Regions from separate parts of the Homo sapiens genome. Here region 2 is linked to region 1. A link is a contact called in ENCODE Hi-C or POLR2A ChIA-PET data. All regions are on one chromosome and are shown on one strand. The core of a region is the stretch at or near the end of the contact, and the rest is flanking DNA. Distances in the headings are between cores, read along the strand shown.

Region 1 (7,349 bases), core at 2,837-5,336:
AGAAGGAAGATAACAGAATTGGATTCTGCTTTTAAAAGATCACTTTAAAGTCTTTAATCCACCTTGAGTTGATTTTTGTATAAGGTGTAAGGAAGGGGTCCAGTTTCAGTTTTCTGCGTATGGCTAGCCACTTCTCCCAGCACCATTTGCTAAATGGGGGAGAAATAGAAACACTTTTACACTACTGGCAGGAATGCAAATTAATTAAACCGTTGGGGAAGACAGTGTGGCAATTCCTCAAAGATCTAGAACCAGAAGTACCATTTGAACTAGCAATCTCATTAAAGGGTATATACCCAAAGGAATATAAATCATTCTATTATAAAGATATATGCACATGTATGTTCACTACAGCACTATTCACAATAGCAAAGACATGGAATCAACCCAAATGCCCATCAATGATAGACTGGATAAAGAAAATGTGGTACATATACAACGTGGAATACCATGCAGCCATAAAAAGAAATGAGATCATGTCCTTTGCAGGGACATGGACTGAGCTGGAAGCCATTATCCTCAGCAAACTAATGCAGGAACACAGAACCAAACACCACATGTTATCACTTATAAGTGGGAGCTGAACAATGAGAACATGTAGACACAGGGAAGGGAACAACACACACTGGGGCCTATTGCGGGGGCGGGGGGAGAGAGAACATTAGGAAAAATAGCTAATGCATGCTGGGCTTAATACCTAGGTGATGAGTTGATAGGTGCAGCAAACCACCATGGCACACATTTACCTATGTGACAAACCTGCATGTCCTGCACATGTACTTCAGTTTTTTTTGTTTTTTTTTTTGAGACGGAGTTTTGTTCTTGTTGCCCAGGCTGGAATGCAACGGCGCAATCTCGGCTCACCGCAACCTCTGCTTCCCAGGTTCAAGCTATTCTCCTGCCTCAGCCTCCCAAGTAACTGGGAATACAGGTGCGCACCACCACACCAGGGCTAATTTTTCATATTTTTAGTGAGACGGGGTTTCTCCATGTTGGTCAGGCTGGTCTCAAACTCCCGACCTCGGCTGACCCGCTGCCTCAGCCTCCCAAAGTGCTGGGACCACAGGTGTGAGCCACCGCGCCTGGCTGTATCTCAGAACTTAATATTAAAATTAAAAAGATCACTCTGCCAGATGTGTAGAAAGTTGACCAACAAGAATGGAACAAGAACGGCAGCAAGAATGGAATTGGGGGATCTGGAAAGGAGGGTGTTGGAGTCACCCAGGCAAGAGAGGATGGAGGATTGGAGCAGGGTGGAGGTCATGAGGTTGGAGGGAGGGGACTCAGCTCTCCCAGGACTTGCCAGCAGTTTCAGTGTGTTAGGGGTGAGAGGCAGAGGAGTCAGATGCCTCCTAAGTTGAAGCTTCAAATAGATGTACAGTCTAAGATGCAGGCACATATACGTATCAACACTTTCTAGAAAGACAGGCAAGGGGCAGTTGGCAGGTGAGGGGGCTGTGGATTTGGGGAGTAGATACTTCGTTACTTTTAGACTTGTCTCTACCATTTGAATTTAGTAACAGAAGCATTCCTTTATAAAAATAAAACACAATTTTTAGTTATATAGTAGTCATATATAAATAGTATATGACATATACTATTTTTTTTGCCTAGAATGTTTTCTTTTTATTTTTGTCAAAGGAAAAAAATTCTAGAAAACAGAGAAACAGACATTAAATAACAGAGTCAACTGTTATTTAATATTTTGATGATATTTCATTATTTTTTCAAGAAGTTACACATTGAAGATCAAATTTGAGTTGGATTTTTGTTTCCTAAATGGCTGCTATAAGTCAGCTGGTAACTGGTATCTTGGATTTAGTTGGCAAAAATGAAAATGTAGTTAGGTATAAATTCCTAGAAATTAAACACATATCCTATACCTACATAAATGTGTATATTATATGTCTATTGGAACATTTACACCTGAAAAATATGCAAGATGTTTGAAGAACAGCTAGATAGTGCTTATTTTAGAGATTAAACTTCGCTCAGTGACAAATCATCTCTTGATACCTAACAGACCTTCTACCAAGGCTAGATTTGAAGAACGAACAAAATGTCCCTTAAATACATATTCCCCTCTTGTCCACTAAGACACACTTCAGGTCTAGGGCAAGAGAGGAATAAAGAAAGGGAGAGGAAAGGAAAGATGTCCTGATGCAGAGGTTGCCAAATCTTTTCTGCAAAGGGCCAGAGAGGAAATACCTTCGGCTTTGCAAGTCACTTGCTCTCTACTAAAACTCTCCATTTCTGACTTTGTAGCAGAAACTCAGCTGCAGACAATGTGTAAGTGAACACGTATGACCATGTTCCGATAAAGCTATTTACAAAAATAGGCAATTGGCTGAACTTGGCCCCTGGGCTAGACAGTAGGTTGGGTAGTTTCCCAACCACTGTTCTAATAGGATCTAGACTTACCTGAAAGTTGGGAAGTGAAAACAAAACACTAAGAGTAGCCCCTGAATCCCACTTCCCATCACCTGGCTCCCCTAGAGCCCTCATCTCTGCCACTGGGACTTTATCTAGTGTCTCTCCTTTCCTCATCCTGACCCACCCCTCCTGGTATGGGTTAGGTCTTCTCCACCGCTCTGACCACAGTTTTGAGGTACACACTGATTTTTCTGATGACTTGATGAGTATGGGCCTCTCCCACTGGTTTGGGAGTGCTGGGAAGGCAGGGGTTGTGTTTAACTTCTTTCTGGCTCCCAGCACCCAGCACAAAGCCTGGCATATAGTAACAGCTCCATAAAAACAGTTTAACTAAACAAATACATGAAAATCCAAGTGTTTCCACTGTACTATTACATGAATGCTCACGGGCTTTCCATGGAAATGAGCAGGGAGGGGGTGGCACTCCAGTGGATCCAATTTTCCTCGATGCCATGAGAGAGGCAAGGCTGGCACCCACCCTCTATACATATTTCCAATAGGAGGCATTTACTGTGTAGAGTGGTTATGTGGGGTTTAGCTGGCAGGAGAGGTAAGTGCCTGTACCAGCCCACTTCGGGGAGGGAATTCCAATTCTCATACAAATGCCTATGTCAGCACCAAGTTCTCTCTGTGTCACATGCCAGGGGCCGGACACTGTGCTCATGACACATTATCTCATTTGGGGTTGGAGCAATTATGACTTCCATTTTGTAGTTAAGGTAACCGGCGTTCCCAATAATTAATGTATGCAGATCACAATTCAACACAGGCTGGAGTGTGATGGCAGTTCTGGCGGATTTCAAAGCTAGTTCCTCATCACTCTATTAATTCTACCGTAAGAGTTGATCGCATGTGTTCCCATTTTACAGAGGTACCTGTGCAAACAGGTTGTCAATTTCAGGGTTAGCCAAGGAGAATCAATCTTAGACTCGCAATCTGGGAGGGGAGGGGTAGGGGCTGGTCTCAGCCAGTTCTTTAACTGGACACTGACAATGCTGCCTCTGCCCCATGGAATAATCCAGAAGCCCATGGCTCCCTCTTCCAGTAGAGACCCACTGCACAGCACAGCCCAGCCTCCTCCACCATCCCCTGAGCTCATCCAGACAGCGACCCGGACTTTGCCTCTTAGGCCTGATCTGTGTTGGCGTCCAGGCCCGTTGATTTTCCTGCATCCCTGTGATTAGTGACTAATCTTATTTTTTTGTTCCCAAACCCATAAATCGGTTACAGACCAAATATTTACACAGGCCATCATTTCCGACTGAACCAGAGCTCGTGACAGCCCTCATTATTAAAAAGGATGACTGATTTTGGGCAGAGATTTCACGGCCATGTGGCTGGATGTTTTCTTTTAGGTTTCCTTCCTCCTCCCCTTGCCTGAAGAAAAGACAATTTCCAAGATAAATTGGCGCAGAGGTCTGCTCTCACTGTCTCCCCGGGGCTGATGGTGTGGGCAGGCTTCCATCAGCCCAGTAAGTGATGGGCCCCCAGAGAAATGGCCAGTGCTAGCTTCTGCCCGCATCTCCTGGCCTCCCTCTGGGGCCAAAGAGTGGAACAGGGAGTCATTTGACTCACAAACATTCCCGAAATCAGAGGCTGTAGAAGACAGCAGAGGGGAGGGGCCCAGAAGAGGAAATAGCTGCATCCCCACCTCCAGCCCATGTGACCCACAGGGCAGGGAGTGGTTTGGCCTGTCAGGTGCCCCACCCCCAACCCACCACCAGAGGCCACATGTTGAGTGGATAAGATCACTGGACAGAGAAGCAGGAGGATGAATTCCTGACCTAGCTCTGTCATTACCTAAGTTACCTTGGATTTTAATGCTGATTCCCCCCCTGTAAAAAGCAAAGATTTGCGGAAGGTCCCTTTATATCCCTTTTTGCTTCAGGTACCTTGGTCCTAATTATGACAGCTGCCATTCATTTCACCCTTCCTACATGCCTGGCTTTGTGCTAAGCATTTCAGAGGCATCAGCTCATTTTATTCCTTTTTTTTTCTTTTTTTGAAACAGGGTCTTGTTCTGTCATCCAGGCTGGAGTGCAGTGGTGTGATCACAGCTCAATGCAGCCTCAATCTCCAGGGTTCAAGCCATCCTCCTGTCTCAGTCTTCTCAGTAGCTGGGACCACAGGCACACACCACCACACCCAGCTAATTTTTTTTTTTTTTTTTTTTTTTTTTTTTTAGCAGAGATGAGGTCTTGCTATGTTGCCTAGGCTGGTCTTGAACTCCTGGGCTAAAGTGATCCTCCTGCCTTGGTCTTCCAAAGGGCTGGGATTACAGACATGAGCCACCATGCCTGGCCTCATTTTATTCTTTATGATGGGATCTGTCATTTGCAGATGAAGAAACAGAGGGTCAGAGAGGCTAGGCGACTTGTCTAAGGTCACACAGCATATAAGGGGCAGAGCCAGGATTTGAACCTGGTTCTGTCTGACCCCAAAGGTCTTAACCCTAAAATATATCACAGACTCCCTAGGACCTGGATTTGCTTGTAACACCTGGATAAAAAAGCTCATTGTCATCTGGATTCTCAACACTCCAGCATCTCCATAGGAAAGCACCCAGAGTCAGTGTTCTAAGCAAATGCATCATTGATCATTGTCTACTCAGGTGGTAAGCCCGTAAAGACCCTTCTCTGTGCAAGCAGGAGGTCAGCCAGAAATGTTTTACTCAAGGAAACTGATAGTTTTGCCACCTATGGGATATTTCACAGATGCTTCCTTTATCCTGGGAAAAAATAAACAGAGAGTGAATCCTTACAAACATGCCTAAATTGGAATATATTTCAATCTATGATTCTATGAGATCCACGCTGAAATCCACGCATCAGAGCCCGAGAGACAGACAACGAACAGTATCTACCAGTTCCTGAGGGCTTGGAGAGGACTCAGAAGATGCTGGGGCTGGCGGGCTGGCTGGCTGGGTGCCCAGGGCTAGTTGCTTAACCTCAGTGAGCTCTTAGCTTCCTCGCTTGTAAAATGAGGGGCTTAGAGCAACTCATCCTTAAAAGCTTATCCACCCTCAAAGCGGCGATTCTGTGATGCTGCTCCCTCTTTTCCAAGCTTCCAGCACGACCTTGGGCAGGTCAGAATCTGTGTGGTTTCAGGTCTTCTTATTTATACAACAGGATAACCTCTCCTGCCTCTTTGTCTGCCCCTTGCTTCTGTGGGGGCAAGTGAGTCAGTGTGAGCTCAGCAGAGAGTGCAATTAAACATCAGCAAGTATGATCCCACCAGTGTGGAATTTCTAATAATTCAGTCGTGGCTCTCCTACTGTGACTCCAGGAAACAAAGTCTGAATCTCTTTTTCCACGAGAGTTTGAAGAACTGTTGCCTGAAATTAGTGGGTTTCTTCAAAGCCAGGCTTTTGATGTGCTTTCAACTTTTGCATCCAGCATGAACTTGTTAGGGTAGAAAATTTGCTTATTTGGGATCAAACAGTATAGAGGGTGGGCTCGCTGCAAATTGTCACTTAACGTGTTCATCTATGTAATTATTCCTGCTCAGCCGGACTCAGGCATTTCAATATCTGAGCCAATAGCCTGTACTGCTGTCTTGCAGAGGACACTGGTTTTGTGACCGTCTAGCATTCACCCCACTCCACCTCGGGGAATTCTCTCTCCTACTCTGTGCACAACCTTATTGGGGGTGTCAACTAGGGTACACTGCCTTCCCCTAACTCACCAGGTGCCAATCAGACCAATCTGAGTCTCTCTTGGGAATATGAATCTTCAACAGCATGACACACGATGGAAAAAAATATTTGAAGCTCAATCTAGTAGTGGTCCCTCCCAAAATCAGCTGTCAAGTCATCCCTGCTACTTAGAGCCCAAAGACACCTGGGTCCTGCCCCTTTCTGAGCCTGGGTCTCCAGCTTTCCTGTCAATCCTGAGAGTTATCCCATAATATCCCAAACAAGTTCATTTTCAGCCTAAGTTAGATAGAGTTGGCTTCTGTTGTTTGCAACCAAAGATCTCGTCTCTAACGTATTCTGAAACCTTTAAAGCTGAATTCCCTTTTAAAAAAAAGTCTATTGGCCGGGTGTGGTGGCTCACGCCTGTAATCCCAGCACTTTGGGAGGCTGAGATGGGTGGATCACTTGAGGTCAGGAGTTCGATACCAGCCTGGCCAACATGGTAAAACCCCGTCTCTACGAAAAATACAAAAACTGGCCAGGAATGGTGGTGGGTGCCTGCAATCCCAGCTACTTGGGAGGCTGAGGCGGGAGAATCGCTTGAACCCGGGAGGCGGAGGTTGCAGTGAGCCATCACGCCACTGCACCCCGGCCTGGGTGACAGAGCAAGACCTTGTCTCAGAAAAAAAAAGTCTATAGCTCAATTTTTTCACTAAATCAGACTAAGTACCCGCAACTCAAAAGTTTCTCAAGTCCTTTGGGGTGGGGCCCACAAATCTGCATTTTATCATGCTTTCCAAAGATCATTTCAAGCTCCCCAGAACCACTCTCTGCATCATAATTCTACACCGATAACATCAGCCAGTGTCCAATTGGCAGGTTTGACATTGGCTGATGCTCTGAAGCAAAATACTTTTCACATGCTAGTGTCTGCTCAGGCCCTCCAAGAACCAGACTCTAAGGCCTGAAGGTTTAGTCCATAGAGGCTCGATCAGGTTTCGAGTGTGCCAGAAGCAAGAAGAAAATGTGCTGCCAAAGGACACTCTCCAGGATGGCCATAGGGATACAACTGCACACGCCATGAAGTCACTGCTGCTGTAAGTTTGGAGGACGACTCAGATTCCTCTGCCTTCCCCACTGGAAAAGCCCATAGTGTTTATGTCAAACTCTAGACACCCGGTCACAACTCATTTAGCAGATCTCCTTCTTTCCTTCCTTCTCTCCTGCCTCCTTTTTCCTTCCTTGCAAACGACACATGCATTACACACATAGTAGGTATTTT
Region 2 (7,487 bases), core at 3,038-5,537, 170 kb after region 1:
TGCCACGAGAAGGAAAGGTTAAGCTATCCTGGCTCTGGGATCCTTTGATCTTGCTAAATGAATGAATGAGTATTCTTTGGTTTCAGGCTAAGGGTGATCTAACAAGCTATGAGAAGAGAAAAATGAGTTAAGATTTCCTATCTTCGGGGCTCCTTGGGCACTGGAAAATAAAGATATCCCTAAAACCCAAGGAGAAAACTAAGATTAGCATTAACATCTCTAAAATAAAGCTACCTCCATCCTCTGAGAAAGAAAGAGAGAGAGACAGACAGACAGACACAGAGACAGAGACAGACAGGGACAGAGAGAGAGAAAGAGATGACATTCTTGGCCAAGCACAAAGCAGCCTTGCTGCCATATCCTTGGTCTCCATATGAGTTCCTCAATACAACTTGTCTTCTGTCATTTAACAAACATGCATCCAGCCCTCACTTTGGGCCAGAATTTTAAAAACCTGATTTCATCACTGTAGGAAACACCAGCTCTGGGTTGAGCTGGGGCTATTAAGATGAATACAATATCACCCTCAAGAAGTAAGAGTATGATGGGAAAGATACTAGTTTATTCCTCAGTCTGGGATAACATTTTTAGAGTAAAGGAAAGCCATCCAACTCCCAAGATGGTTAGAAGCTTCAAGGAACCAATTATTATTTTTGAGGGAAGAAGGGAATTCCAAACATGAAGGATACTTTGAGGATGGCTCACTGGTTCCCCCTGGTGGACATTAATAGCAAGCACATCACACAGCTTTTCAGAGGTAGGGAGGGGCTCAGCGGTGTAGACCTGGTGGTCACTGAAGTATCTGCTGTTCCGGTAGCCAAGGCAAGAGGTCAGCTCAGTTTGCAGAGCCCAGGAAAGGCCTCATAGAGAACCAGGCTTTGCACTGGGCCTGGGGAAGAGCAGGGATTCACCAGAAGGACAAAAGGAAAGAAAATTCTAGGCAGAGGGATGTGAGTACCAAGATGTGAAATCCAAGCCTCATCTAGAAAACTCTAAGTAATTCATGAATTTAGCAGATATTTAGGGCTTGAAGGGAAAATGTGAATGGTAGGACTTCAAGTAGGAGCCAAACCCTGGGATGTTTTCCAATCCATGAGGAAGACTGTGTTCTTTAAGCCACTGGTAAGTTTTCAAGGATTGCTTGAGCTCAGGAGTTCGAGACCAGCTGGAGCAACATGACAAAACTCTATCTCTACAAAAAATACAGAAAAGTTTGCCAGGCATGGTGGCACACGCCTGTAGTCCTAGCTACCCAGGAGGCTGAGTGGGGGGATCGCTTGACCCCAGGAGGTAGAGGCTGCAGTGAGCCAAGATTGCGCCACTACACTCCAGGCTGGGCAACAAAGCAAGACCCCATCTCAAAAAAAAAAAAAATACACATGTATTGAACCATTACTATGTGCTAGATATTGATCTTCCTGGGAATTGAATAGTGAGCAGAAACAAGTATGATCCCTGCCCTTTTGCAGCTTACAGTCTAGTGGAAAAGAGAGGCATTCATTTAAAAACAAATTGCTCCCCAAAACAGGTAAGCATTAAAATGTTTTTAAGTGGCACCATCACCTGCAGGAACAGCATACGTGAAGTACAGTGTTAAGGATCAGAACTGGGTACACAATTCTTTACTAAGAAGTCTGAGTTGAGCTGACTTCAGTGCTAAGTGCTGTAGGAATGGGTTAAAATGGAGCACTTGGTCATTGCTTTCAAGGTCCCAGTGGCCCTAAGGCTGGCATCTGAGGCAGGACATAGAAGACTGAGTCTTAGCAGCCTGGGAAGAGTCCAGAGGGAGGCCTATGTGGAGGTAGGGGATCAGTGTAGGTTCAAACCATAGTGAGGTGTGTAATGAAAAGTGCTGCTTGACCAAGCATGGGGACACATGCCTGTGATCCCAGCACTTTAGGAGGCCGAGGCAGGAGGACTGCTTGAACCCAGGATTTCGAGACCAAACTGGGCAATGACAAGGCGAAACCTAGTCTCCACGAAAATTAGACAGGTGTGGTGGTATGCACCTGTAGTCCCAGCTACTGGGGAGGCTGAGGTGGGACAGTTGCTTGAGCCCAGAAGGTCGAGGCTGCAGTGAGCTGTGATCACATCACACCACTGTACTCCAACCTGGGTGACAAAGCAAGACCCTGTCTCAAAAAACAAAAAATAGAGGCAGGCCAGGCACGGTGGCTCATACCTGTAATCCCAGCACTTTGGGAGGTCGAGCCGGATGGATCACCTGAGGTCAGGAGTTTGAGACCAGCCTAGCCAACATAGGGAAACCCCGCCTCTACTAAAAATACAAAAATTAGAGCAGCATGGTGGCGCATGCCTGTTGTCCCAGCTACTCAGGAGGCTGAGGCAAGGGAATCACTTGAATCCAGGAAGTGGAGTTTGCAGTGAGCCGAGATCATGCCACTGCACTGCAGCCTGGGCGACAGAGAGACTCCATCTTAAAAAAAAAAAAAAGAAAGTGGCTATTACTAGCATCTACTAAATGATATAGAATAGAACAGGAATGAATTTACAACATCTTCATCATGCATAAGAAGGAGGAGTATTGTTTCATGAAACATGCTATAATTGTGTATGTGTATGTGTAGCTGTGTGTGTGCATGTATGTGTACCTATGTGTGTGGGGGGGGTCACAATATAAATTGTACTGTCCATCTGGATCAAAAAAATTTTTAAAAAGATCAGAGGACAGGGCCAGGTGTGATGGCTCACACTTGTAATCCTAGCACTCTGGGAGGCCAAGGCAGGCGGATTGCCTGAGCTCAGGAGGTCAAGACCAGCCTGGGCAACACGGTGAAACCTCGTCTCTACTAAAATACAAAAAAAAAAACTAGCTGGGCGTGGTGGCATGCACCTGTAGTCCCAGTTACTCGGGAGGCTAAGGCAGGAGAACTGTTTGAACCCAGGAGGTGGAGGTTACAATGAGCCGAGGTCGCACCACTGCACTCCAGCCTGGGTGACAAGAGTAAGACTCTGTCTCAAAATAAATAAATAAATAAATAAAAATCGGAGCACCAGAACTTTCATGGTCTCGCACAGCCTAGAATGTCACAAAAAAATGACTATTCTTCCCCATGGTCTCGCACAGCCTAGAATGTCACAAAAAAATAACTATTCTTTCCCATAAGGCTGACATAAATGCCTCTCTCATGGAAACTGGAATCTCACTCTACTTTTAAGGATGCTGCCAAACTCAGTAGTGCCTCCCGGATGAGACAACATGAATTCTGAAAAGCAATTAAAAACCTAACCTCAAACGCTCACTGTCAGGCATTGTGCCGGCATAAATTGGTACAAACTTTCTGGAAAGATATATGACAATGTTCACCATAATTTTTAAAATATGGGTTTTTTGTTGTTGTTTTTTGTTTTTGAAATGGAGTCTCGCTGTCACCCAGGCTGCAGTGCAGTGGCACAATCTCAGCTCACTGCAACCTCCACCTCCCAGGTTCAAGAGATTCTCCTGCCTCAGCCTCCCAAATAGCTGGGATTACAGGCATGCGCCACCAAGCCCAGCTAAATTTTTGTATTTTTAGTAGAGATGGGGTTTCACTATGTTGGTCAGGCTGGTCTCAAACTCCTGACCTCAGGTGATCCACCGGCCTCGGCCTCCTAAAGTGCTGGGATTATAGGTGTGAGCCACCACGTCCGGCCAAAATATGCAAATGTTCCACTGCAAGACCCCTCTCCTATGAATTCACTGTAAAGAAATAGCCACGGGGGTCCCCAAAGATAACACTCAGGGGTATTCACAGCAGCGTTGCTTATGATAGGAAAAATATGGATATTTCCAAAAATAGGAGATTGGTTGAATAAATTGTTAGTATTCAGGTATTAAAAATAAGAAGTGAATGCATTTATTGACAAAGGAAGATGTTTATGACAACACTGTAATTTGGTGCAATTTTTTTTAAGACAGGACCTCACTCTGTGGGCCAGGCTGGAGTTCAGTGGTACTATCTCAGCTTGCTGCAGACTTGACCTCCAGGACTCAAGCAATCCTCCCACTTCAGCCTCCCAAGTAGCTAGGACTACAGGCGCATGCCACCACACCCAGCTAATTTTCTTTTTTTGGTAGAGGTAGAGTCTCTTTATGTTGCCCAGGCTGGTCTCAAACTCCTGGGTTCAAGCAATTCTCCCACCTTGGCCTCCCAAAGTGCTGGGATTACAGGTGTGAGCCACCATGCCTAGCCTGCAATTTTTTTTTAAAGAGAGAAAACTGCCATCTGCTTCTCACTGTGGGTAAAGAGAGAAAGTCACCTTTGGAGCAGATTTTGTATGTACTGAGTGACTGAGAGGCCCCTCCCTGTCAGCCACACTCATGTTGGGTGAGTCAACACCATTGTGCTAGAGGTAAAGAGTAACATGACCTTTACAGCTCGTCAGCCAGGAGTGATTTTGCCTCCCTGGGAACATTTTGAAATATCTGGGGATATTTCCATGTGTCATGACTTTGAGTTGGGGGATGTTACTGGTATCTCATGGGCAGAGGTCAAGGATGCTTCTAACCAAACATCCTTCAACACATAAGACAGCCCCCAGTGCATGGTCTGCCCCCCATTTTATTTTTGAGACAGGATCTTGCTCTGTCACCCAGGCTGGAGTGCAGCAGTGTGATCATAGCTCACTGCAGCCTCAATCAATGTCCTGGGCTCAAGTGATCCACCAGCCTCAGCCTCCCGAGTAGCTGGGACTACAGGCGTGTGCCACCACACATGGCACATTTTTTTGTATTTTTTGTAGAGACGGGGTTTCGCCATGTTGCCCAGGCTGGTCTGGAATTCCTGAGCACAAGAGATCCTCCTGCCTTGGCCTCCCAAAGTGCTGGGATTACAGGCGTGAGCCAGTGTGCCCGGCCGCATGGTCCCTTTTGATGCTGACTGTACCTGAATCAGGATCTGCCAGCAAGAAAAAATACAAAAGGGCACGCATGGAGGACTGGGCCGATGACCTGTTTCAAGTATGTTCTGTTTTGTTCACCGCTGCCTTCTCAGCCCTGCTGGCACCCCATAGCCACTCAGATTAGAAGACTTCTCCAGGCCTAGAACAATATTCAACAAATGCTTGTTGAATAGAGCAGGTTGAATCAAGCAAGGGCATCTGTGAGCCTCCACCTGACTCTGCCAGACTGATGCTCAACAGTGACACCTTGTGGTGGGAACTGCAACAACCGTGCTGATGGCCACTAACACTTCTCCGTGGCTGGCATGTGCAGAGCGGATCCCTTGGGACAGAAAGGCCCCAGAATTTGCAGAAAAATCATGAGGCTAAAGAGAAGCAGGAAGCCTCAGGAAGATGATATCTGATGTTCTGCTAATAAAGACAAACAGGTATCTGAGCAATTAATGGAAAAGATCCAGGAGGGATGACAATATATTTGGCCCCCAAACTGATAGAACAAGTCACAGAGGTTATTTTATTAGGTGAAAAAAAAAAAAATTTAAGCAATATGTGTGGATAATTCTATTTTTTAAAGTATACATATATCCATTTGTCAGGAAAAATTATACCAAAATGACAAGAGCAGTTACCTAGAGGGTGGAGCTTAGGGTGATTTTTTTAAAATCTATTTTCTGGTTTATGTTACAATTAATGCAAATTACTTCTGTTAAAAAAAAAATTAGAAGCTAGACATTGACCCAAAATGCAAAGCCACGTCAGAATGTCTAAAGTAAAAAGACCCTGGTCTCCTATTCACACTCAATATTTTCATATCTGGACCCTAATTATCCAGAACCAGATACCCTAAACCTCAGCGGGTCTTCCTGGGGCAAGAGTTCAAATCCAAGAGCTGCCCTTGCTGGTGTCTTCCGGCCTCCAAATCCCAGGTCCACGCTGCCTCTTCCTGCGTTTCGGATTTGCCCCCCAGGGTTGACTCTGTCTCGTCCTGGCCTGCAGTGGCGGGCACGGGATGCCGAGGGACCGCGGCAGCTGTGCTGGGGACAAGTCTCCACATCCCCGACCCCGGGGCCTGCTCACCTGACATGTGGACATTCCTGAGGCAGGAGAGGGAGGCGTTGAGGCGGGCACACTCCTCCCGGTTGGCTCCGTATTTCTCCACAGTCTCGCACACCTGTTCATCCGTCATCTCCAAGAGGTCCTCCAGGCTCAGCTGGCCGGGGGAGATTTCCTAGAGGAGGGGAGAAGGATTGTCAACCGTGGGGCAGGAACAGCATCTCTGCCTCCACGCTGCCCTGTAGTGGTGCCTAGAGGAGAACACTCCGCAGTGTAAACGCTTTGCATGACAGTGGGGTCTCCGAATCTCGGGTTTGCCACTCATTATCTAGATAACCTCTGACCAGTCGCTCAACCTCTCTGGGCCTCACTTTGCTCATCTGTAAAGTGGGACTCCTAAGTGTCCATACTTGGCAAGGTAGCGCAGGTGCTTAGTGCTATTATAATTACTACCCTGTCTGGCGTCAACACTGTGCCTGTCTCTCGAATGTTTATAAGGCAGGGCCCCATTTTTTCATGTTTGCTTGGCTCTCAGTGCCTCCCACTCTGCAGGGACTCATCTAAAATCCCAGCACAAACTCAGAGCAAGCACAGGACAAGGCAGGTGTGCTGGTGGCTGGGTCCCACTCTCTCTCTGCTTCCTCTCTTCTCTGGCTGCAGGGTCTAGGGCTCACACTGGTCTTCAGAAACCCTAATGGAAAAGGGGCTGAAAGTCCATGCCCCGTGCTGGAAATGAAACTAGGTTTGTTTTTGAGCCCCATGGGGCATGGCTTTGCATCCTAAGGCAAAGCAGAAACACTGGAGTATAGCGTGGAGTGGGGGAAAGGGACCTAGAAAAGGTAGGATTCCCAACTTAACGTGTTGGGCAGGTGAACTTTCACCGCCACCCCATGTTCCCAAAACAGTGTCTCCCTAGACCATCATATGGACACACCTCAAAATTTGTCAAGCTTCTATATTTATGCATCAGTATCTGTATGTATATATGAGTCTTCTTTTATAGCACTTACTACTCAACATTTTAACATATATTGTTATTACTTAAGGGTTTTTTGCCTTTTTTTGTTTTTTGTTTATTTGTTTGTTTGTTTTGAGACAGTCTCGCTCTTGTTTCCCAGGCTGGAGTGCAATGGCGCGATCTCGGCTCACTGCAACATCCACCTCCCGGGTTCAAGCGATTCTCCTGCCTCAGCCTCCTAAGTAGCTAGGATTACAGCCACTCACCACCACGCCTGGCTAATTTTTGTATTTTTAGTAGAGACAGGGTTTCACCATGTTGGCCAGGCTGGTCTCAAACTCCTGACCTCAGGTGATCTGCCCACCTCAGCCTCCGAAAGTAAATAAGGGTGAAATAGCCTACGGATGGTGTTTCTAGGGCAGTATTGCGGAATACATCTACCCTCTTGTGGTCATGTTTGTGTATTACAACAAGATACAGCTCCCACATTAAACTGATAGCCAGAAAGAAGAAAACTGTCTCAGTACAAAAAATTATCTTCAAAAATATGAGCTATGGTGCCTTTTCAACTCAC

What was found. Hi-C counts contacts between places; a loop is a spot of excess contacts on that map. ChIA-PET counts read pairs that join two places held with the same protein, here RNA polymerase II (POLR2A). Pooled maps may share reads with other maps.
Region 2: a map of PC-3 shows a loop between it and region 1 (3-fold over the local background). The contact joins two enhancer-like sites. A Hi-C loop is called at or near these places in 1 of 168 maps with a recorded cell type or tissue (PC-3) and 3 of 50 pooled maps. POLR2A ChIA-PET finds 5 or more read pairs at or near these places in 2 of 52 experiments (AG04449 and WTC11).

The regions. Positions count from the first base shown.
Region 1 is chr12:117,681,630-117,688,978 of GRCh38, forward strand. The region is part of intron 4 of KSR2 (kinase suppressor of ras 2); the gene reads right to left. Among named protein-coding and RNA genes, the nearest start is that of KSR2, 280 kb to the right of the region's middle. Within about 2 kb of position 4,087, at least 8 of the 41 ENCODE cell types and tissues checked have a DNase peak (open chromatin) inside an H3K27ac peak, as active enhancers do; they include PC-3, where a contact is called at or near this core.
Region 2 is chr12:117,849,449-117,856,935 of GRCh38, forward strand. It overlaps KSR2 (kinase suppressor of ras 2), which reads right to left. Exons shown (of 20, transcript NM_173598.6): 3 at 5,980-6,130. Among named protein-coding and RNA genes, the nearest start is that of KSR2, 120 kb to the right of the region's middle. Within about 2 kb of position 4,288, at least 5 of the 41 ENCODE cell types and tissues checked have a DNase peak (open chromatin) inside an H3K27ac peak, as active enhancers do; they include PC-3, where a contact is called at or near this core.